2 separate regions of the Homo sapiens genome follow, and region 2 is linked to region 1. The links are chromatin loops, found by intact Hi-C in ENCODE. Cell type or tissue: Caco-2. All regions are shown on one strand.

The links. Hi-C counts contacts between places; a loop is a spot of excess contacts. Peaks named below come from ENCODE experiments on the same cell type or tissue, not always from the same donor. Only the 100,000 strongest peaks of a DNase experiment are listed, where the experiment ranks them.
Region 2: it touches region 1 in a loop (11-fold over the local background); 5 of 110 quality-filtered maps call a loop at or near these places.

What each region holds. Positions count from the first base shown.
Region 1 is chr20:50,577,902-50,581,901 of GRCh38, reverse strand. It overlaps PTPN1 (protein tyrosine phosphatase non-receptor type 1), which reads right to left. Exons shown (of 10, transcript NM_002827.4): 6 at 3,273-3,482; 7 at 2,573-2,734; 8 at 1,976-2,199; 9 at 442-637. Among named protein-coding and RNA genes, the nearest start is that of MIR645, 5.9 kb to the left of the region's middle. In Caco-2, a CTCF peak has its summit at 1,737 (motif pointing right); a DNase peak (open chromatin) is centred at 1,751.
Region 2 is chr20:50,786,572-50,790,571 of GRCh38, reverse strand. No RefSeq gene overlaps it. Among named protein-coding and RNA genes, the nearest start is that of BCAS4, 6.5 kb to the left of the region's middle. RefSeq lists an enhancer at 1-282. In Caco-2, CTCF peaks have their summits at 2,173 and 2,375; DNase peaks (open chromatin) are centred at 101, 2,061, 2,351, 2,661 and 2 weaker places.

The DNA.
Region 1 (4,000 bases):
CATCACCTAAGGGTATGAGAAAGTTTCATAAGTGCCTACTTTGTTTTTTTTTGTTCCAGAAATAACAAAAAGCTGCTTTTTATAAAGGTTAAAAACAACAATGTGTTGTAACTCTATTTTTTTCCAAAAACAAAGGAATAAAAAAAAAAAGAGAGAGAGAAACAGACGTATTTGGCATTTTCTCTACTTACTCCTGAATAGGTTAAGGCCCTGAGATTAGACTCTTATATTCTTGGGACCAGAGGGCTCCTTAAAACCCCAGTGCATCGATCCTTAATTCTCTTGTTAGCCCTTCCACAGTTCCAGACTTTAAAAACCTTTGATCTGTTTCTTCTGAGACTGGCTCAGATGCACCACAGAACTGAATCCTACCATCGGGCTAGCGGCCAGTGCTCTCTGCACACGAGCATCTCGCCAGCGCGTCTGTCAGTGGAAACATACCCTGTAGCAGAGGTAAGCGCCGGCCGTGAGGACCGTAGCCACGCACATGTTGACCAGGAAGGGCTTCCAGTAACTCAGTGCATGGTCCTCGTCCTTCTCGGGCAGTGACGGCTCCCCTTTGGCTGGGGAGGCAGCCTGGGCACCTCGAAGACTTCCCCCCACGACCCGACTTCTAACTTCAGTGTCTTGACTCATGCTGAGGAATCAGAGGGCAGAGATGGGTTACTCACTTTGGAGAAAATGAATGGCAAGGATGCTGCTATTGTGGCAGGAATTCTAGGAAAAAACAAGCCACGTGTAGACAGAGTTGGATGATGTTAACCTTCCAGCGAGCCAGCCCCCTCTGCTTGGAGGGAGGGCCAGGCCAGGGCCCACATCAGCCTGAAGTCCACTTGTCACCCCCTCCCCCAGGTACTTCAGATAGCACCCACACCCAGGGTAGGGTTCACAAGGTGCCTGGGCGACTGGTCACTGTGAGGATTTATCTGGCTGGAGGACTCACTGGTGTACACACTACTGTATGATTTGCCTTCTCATGTACTGCAATTGCAATGTCTGGCCACATCAGTACACCCAGATCTCATTCTTTAAGAGCTACAGAATATCCCAACACCGGGAGAGAACATAATTGATCAGGTCCCTGGTTATATCATTGGCCTGTCTCTAATTTTTCACTACTACAAACAATGCCACAACAAACACAACTACCTATACACATCTTTACACGCTTGTTTTGAGAGTTGCTGCAAAGTAAATTTCTCCATGTATACAACTGCTGGGTCAAGTATGCACACGTCTTAAAACTTCCCTCCAGAAAGCAGGTACCAAGGGCACAGCCGGCAGTCATCTCCAGCTGGAACTAACACCTGCTCATTCTGCAAACTTTCCGTGCACGGCCACCTACTGCAAGCAGCCTTCCCTGACCACCTCAGCGGACACCTCTATCACATCACTGTCCATGGGCCCCCACCAAAATATGCTTTGGGTCTGCCTTTTTCCCAGCAAGATGGTCTAGAACACAGACCAGGGGACATGTTCTAGTTAACTCAGTACACCACACATATCAATAGGTACTCAATAATGGTTGTTAACCTGCAAGGAAGTAAAATGGGATTTAATCAAGACCACATAAAAAAGGTTACATTCCCCAAAGGACCACTGTGGGGACTGAGGGCACTCAAGCCTGGACATCACATTTCAGGACTGTCCGGAAACCTGGGGGAGGGCGCTGTCGTCAGGGGGGGCAGAAAAACCCTACTCGGTGGCTCCGAGCCCCTCATTCCAACAAGCACCACAAGGTGGCACTAGAAGCCCACAGAAGTGGCTCATGTCCTGCGGCCACCCTGTGCCCAATACCGGACCTCCAGCAGCCAGGAGTGGAGTGGCTGTGGTCCACGCGCCCTGTTCCCCAAGGATGCGGAAGCGCTGCTTGCCAACAGGAGGCTGCATCCACAGGGTTTCAGTACCAGCGTGTGTTTCTAGAACAGAAAGTCATTTCCCCTCACCCCAACAAGCTGGGACCCAATCATATTACCTTTCGATGCCGTAGGGTGCGGCATTTAAGGGGCTTCCTTTTTCTTCCTTGATGGGGCAGTCTTTATCCTCCTGGGTCTCTTCCTTCACCCACTGGTGATTTGGGAAGAACTCCCTGCATTTCCCATTGTGTGGCTCCAGGATTCGTTTGGGTGGCCGGGGAGGTGGGGGGATATGCTCGGGTGGGGGCTCCAGGTCCTCGTGGGAAAGCTCCTTCCACTGATCCTTGAAAGAGCAGCAAGAGGAAGTCCTATTAGTGTTCACTTCGGCTGGTTTGTCAGGAAATCCCTTTGCATGAGCAGAGGTGACGGCTTGGCGAGGGGCTCTCGGCCTCTCAGGGCTGCAGCCATGTACTTGGAAGATGAAATCTTTTGAAAATAAAGTCTCGTCTTCCTATCAATGCTCTCTATGTGAGCACTTCAAAGGCACAAAGTGCAACATGGTGAACATTTTGACAACTTTCTAGCTATTTTAAACATGAAGGGTAGCTATTTCCCCTGACACCAGACGGTGTTTGAACTTTTACAACTGACAGCCTCCTTCAAAGACAAAAAAGTTAAAATGGTCACACCTGGATTCAAACAAAGGCAATGCTGACCTGCACGGAAGAGTCCCCCATGATGAATTTGGCACCTTCGATCACAGCCAGGTAGGAGAAGCGCAGCTGGTCGGCTGTCTGGATCAGCCCCATCCGAAACTTCCTCATTTCTAACAGCACTTTCTTGATATCAACGGAAGAAGGGTCTTTCCTCTTGTCCATCTGAAAGCCAGAGAGGAGATATAAGTCAGCCAGGTCCAATTCTCAAGGGCAACGTTAATAACACCGTTAGATGTCTGTCCCCTCCCAATCTCATGCTGAAATGTGATCCCTAGTGTTGGAGGTGGGGCTGGGTGGGAGGTGTCTGGGTCAGGGGGACAGGTCCCTCATGAAAGGCTTGGTGCCCTCCCTGAGGCAATGCATTCACAAGAGAGCTGGTTAAGAGTCTGGGACCTCCCCCATCTCTTGCTCCTGCTCCCCTTCACCTTCCACCATGACTGGAAGCTCCCTGAGGCCTCCCCAGGAGCCGAGCAGATGCTGGTGCCATGCTTGTACAGCCTGCAGAACCGGGAGCCAGTTAAACCTCTTTTCTTTACAAATTACCGAGTCTCAGGTACGCCTTTATTAGTAACGCAAAAACAGACTAACACAGTGAGTCTCTGTATTTTGGAAGAGGAGCGCTTCAGTTTCTACTTAGGAAAAAACATCACAGCAGAGCAGGTAGAGGAGCTCCCCAGGGCACCCGCGAGGGCCTCCTTACCAGCAAGAGGCAGGTATCAGCCAGACAGAAGGTTCCAGACCTGCCGATGCCTGCACTGCAGTGCACCACAACGGGCCCGTGCTCCGGGCTGAGTGACCCTGACTCTCGGACTTTGAAAAGAAAGTTCAAGAATGAGGCTGGTGATTCAGGGACTCCAAAGTCAGGCCATGTGGTATAGTGGAAATGTAAGATCTCTCGAGTTTCTTGGGTCTGAAAGAGAAAAATACTCATGATGATTCTAAAAGAATCATCTGTACAGAAATCACTAATTCCAAGTACACACAGAGTCACCTTCCACTCTCTACCTCTAAGAGGAACATTCATTCTCAGACTTTCTCCCAGGGTCCACACACCCAGTCAACAAATACCACACCCTGGGGCCAGGCCCTGGGCTTGACACTGAACCTGCAGGGTGCGCCTGCTTAGACTTCATTTCCCTTCGGATTGAAGAGTCCCCTCACCTCTTTTCTCCCTATCACTTCCACTGTCTACATGGTTACAACTGGTTTCTCTCTGTCTCACGAGTCACAATGATGCTGGGCAGCCACCCATAAAATCTTGTCATAAAGCCCTGCAAGGCCTCCCGTGAAAAAGTGAACAAGGAACAGCAGGTGAGGCACTGGCTCTGGGCAACTTTCAGACGGGGGCTTCAAGATGATCTGGAGGTTTCAGAGGATTGTCACTTTAGAGAAAAAAGTAGCAGACTTGGTCTCCAAAGACTGGTGACT
Region 2 (4,000 bases), 210 kb before region 1:
TTAAAGTCAGTTCTCCCAGCGCAGGCCTCAGGCACACAAAGTTCTAGACCAGACAGTTCCCAAACGTGGCTGCATATTGAAAACTCCTGGGAAACTTCCAGAAAATACTGATGCTCAGACCCCACCCCCAGAGGCTGTGACTTAATTTATGGTGTGGGGTGTGGCCTTGGCTTTGAGAGTTTTAAAAGGTGCTCCTAGGTGGTTCCGATCGACAGTGTTTCAGCACTGGCATAGCTTTGTCTGGGACCCCGATCTCTAAAACCATATTCGTTGTTAATGTGTCCTGAGCCCTTACTATGTGCCAGGCACTGTTCTAAGCTCTTTGCATAGATGCCCTCACTGGATCCCCACCACACCCTGTGAGGCAAGTAGGTCCTGGGACAATCACCACTGTCTAAAGAACACGTGACAGGCGGTGGCTCACACCTGTAATCCCAACACTGTGGGAGGCTGAGGGGGAAGAATCGCTTGGGACCAGGAGTTTGAGACCAGCCTGGGCACCTCTCTCTGAAAAAATAAATAAAATGTGAAGTCGCTCTCCTACTTAGTGTGTTTCCCCACTAGTGAAATAATTTCAAGCACAACCCATCTACATAGAAGCATAGTTTAAAAACAGGTATTGGCTGGGTGCGGTGGCTCATGCCTGTAATCCCAACACTTTGGGAGACTGAGGCGGGTGGATTGCTTGAGGTCAAGAATTCGAGACCAGCCTGGCCAACATGGTGAAACCCCGTCTCCAGTAAAAATACAAAAATTAGCTGGGCTTGGTGGTGCTTGCTCCTGTAATCCCAGCTACTCAGGAGGCTGAGGCAGGAGAATCTCTTGAACCTCGGAGGCAGAGGTTGCGATGAGCCGAGATTGTGCCACTGCACTCCAGTCTGGCCAAGAGAGTAAGATGCTGTCTCAAACAAACAAACAAACACCCCAACACCACCACCAACAATAAAAACCCAGATATTAAAAAACATTTTTGGGCCAGGCACAGTGGCTCACGCCTGTAATCCCAGCACTTTGGGAGGCTGAGGCGGGCGGATCACCTGAGGTCAAGAGTTCCAGACCAGCCTGGCCAAGATGGTGAAACCCCATCTCTACTAAAAATATAAAAATTAGCCGGGCATGGTGGCAGGCGCCTGTAATCCCAGCTACTGGGGAGGCTGAGGCAAGAGAATCGCTTGAACCAGGGAGGTGGAGGTTGCCGTGAACCAAGATCGCGCCATTGCACTCCAGCCTGGGGGACAAGAGCGAGACTTCATCTCAAAAATAAATAAATACATAAACGAACATTTTTGGCCACCCAAGGTGGGTAGGTCACTTGAGCTCAAGAGTTCAAGACCAGCCTGGCCAACATGGTGAAACCCCATCTCCACAAAAATTACAAAAATTAGCCAGGTATGGTGTCATGCACCTGTAGTTCCAGGTACTCAGGAGGCTGAGGCAGGAGGATCACTTGAGCCTGGGACATTGAGGCTGCAGTGAGCCGTGATCACACTACTGCATTCCATCCTGGGTGAGAGAGCGAGACCGCCATCTCAAAAAAAGAAACAAAAACCATTTTTATGTCATAATTTTGAAATGTTCACTACAGTAACAGGAAACAGCAATCGCAGCTTCCCATTCTCTCCCTGATAAGGAAAGCTTCTACATCTCTGCAGTCATTTGAGTAGTTTTTCTCTACTCCTTTCCCTTCCACAGCAGAGCCACATAAAGGGTCTTGCAGCTTTAGAGGCAAGAGGCCACAGGGCAAGATTCCAAATGCTCCCTGAGTGTCGCGTTTAGCCTTACGGCAGAGCTTCCTTGGCCTTGAGAAGCGAGAGGAGAGTCACTTAGTTGGAGGGCGAAGGAATGTTCTCCCTTCCAGCTACCGAAATTGTGTCCCTACTTGTTTTCTCTGCGTCTATCTAAACAGTAAGTGGCAGAAACTACTGGCCAGATACAGGGACATCAGAGGTTCCCCAAGGTGTGAATTTCAGTGCTGTCCGTGGATTCTCATTCACTGCTCTCAGCCACCTCTGGGTGTTACAGGTGTTACCCCTCATCCAAAACCGCTAGGGCCAGACGTGTTTCAGAATCTGAGCTCTGTGGATTGTAGAAGGCTAATACAAAGCACATACAAGTCCCATGGGAGCTGGGGCAGCATCCTCTTATCTGATCGTATTTCTCAGCAAAGTGTGTGGATATTCACCTTAAATGAGCTAAATAGAGGCCTTAAATAACCTCCCGTCTCTTCACCTCAGTGAATTTCTGCCAAACTGATGGGAAAGAAAGCTAACGGTTTTGGCGTTTCCTGGATTTCAAAATTATAAAAAAGGAATCGACTTGCTTCCCAATCCCACAGCTGGAGAAAATGAGGCCCCCACACATAACCGCTGAGTGGAGCAGTTGAGCTTTGCACCTATTATATCACATAGAGATAGATCAGAATCTGCAAGAAAATTGCTAAACACCCTAGTAAAAAACCGTATTCTTTAGACTATTTGAGACATTTGTTTTCTTGTTTCAGAAACTTGAGTTTTTGTTCATTAAGATTCTAAGAACTTCTTTCTCTCTTCTTTCAGCAAGATTCTTTTCTTTTTTTTTTTTTTTTTAAATAAGTCGGGGTTTCACCATGTTGGCCAGACTGGTCTCAAGCTCCTGACTTCAGGCGATCCACCCGCCTAGGCCTCCAAAAGTGCTGGAATTACAGGCATGAGCCACCGCAACCGGCCTTTCATTAAATTCTAAGGACTTATTTCTTTCTCTCTTTTCTTTCTCCCTTTCTCTCTCCTCCCTTCCTTCCTTCCCTCCCTCCCTCCCTCCCTTCCTTCCTTCTTTCCTTTCTCTCTGCCTTGACTTTCTTGCCTTGACAGGGTCTCACTCTGTGGCCCAGGCTGGAGGGCAGTGGCCCTGATTTCGGCTCACTGCCACCTCGACTTCCTGGGCTCAACCAATCCTCCCATCTGAGCGTCCCAGGTAGCTGGGACTACAGGTACGCACCACCATGCCCAGGTAATTTTTGTAGAAACGGGGTTTCACCATGTTGCCCAGGCTGGTCTCGAACTCCTAAGCTCAAGCCATCCTCCCACCACAGCCTCCCAAAGTGCTGGGATTACAGGCATCAGCCATCACACCTGGCCTTTCATTAAAATTCTAAAGACTTCTTTCTTTCTCTCTTTTCTTCCTCTCTCTCTCTTTCCTTCTCTCTCTCTTTCCTTCTCTCTCTCTTTCCTTCTTTCTCTTTCTCCTCTTTCTCCTCTTCTCTCTCTCTCTCCCCACCCACACCTTTCCTCTCTCCCTTTCCTTTCCTTTCATTTTTTTTTTTTTTTTTTTTTGTGGGATGGAGTCACTCTTTCACCCAGGTTGGAGTGCAATGGCACAATCTCAGCTCACTGCAACCTCTGCCTCCCACATTCAAGTGATTCTCCTGCCCCAGCCTCCCAAATAGCTGGGACTACAGGTGCACGCCACCACGCCCGGCTAATTTTTTTTGTATTTTAGTAGAGACAGGGTTTCACCGTGTTGCCCAGGCTAGTCTAGAACTCCTGAGCTCAGGCAATCCACCCACCTCGGCCTCCCAAAGTGCTGGGATTATAGGCATGAGCCACTGTGCCCGACCTTTTCTTTTCTTGCCTTGACATGGTCTCACTCTCTGTGGCCCAGACTGGAGTTCAGTGGCACTGATTTCGGCTCACTGCAGCCTAGACATCCCAGCCTCAACCAATCCTTCCACCTCAGCCTCCCAGGCAGGTGGGACTACAGGCGCACACCACCACGCCCAGGTAATTTTTGTTAGAAACACGGTTTCACCATGTTGCCCGGGCCGGTCTCAAACTCCTGAGCTCAAGCCATTCTCCCACTGCAGCCTCCCAAAGTGTTGGGATTACAGGCATGACCCACCGTGCCCAGCCTCAAAGGACTTTTCCATCTCTGGAGTCCATGGCATGGCATTCTGTGTTCTTTGTAAATGAGATGCTGCTCTATGTGAAATCTGCCGCCATATCAATAACATAAAAAGCTGAGCTGG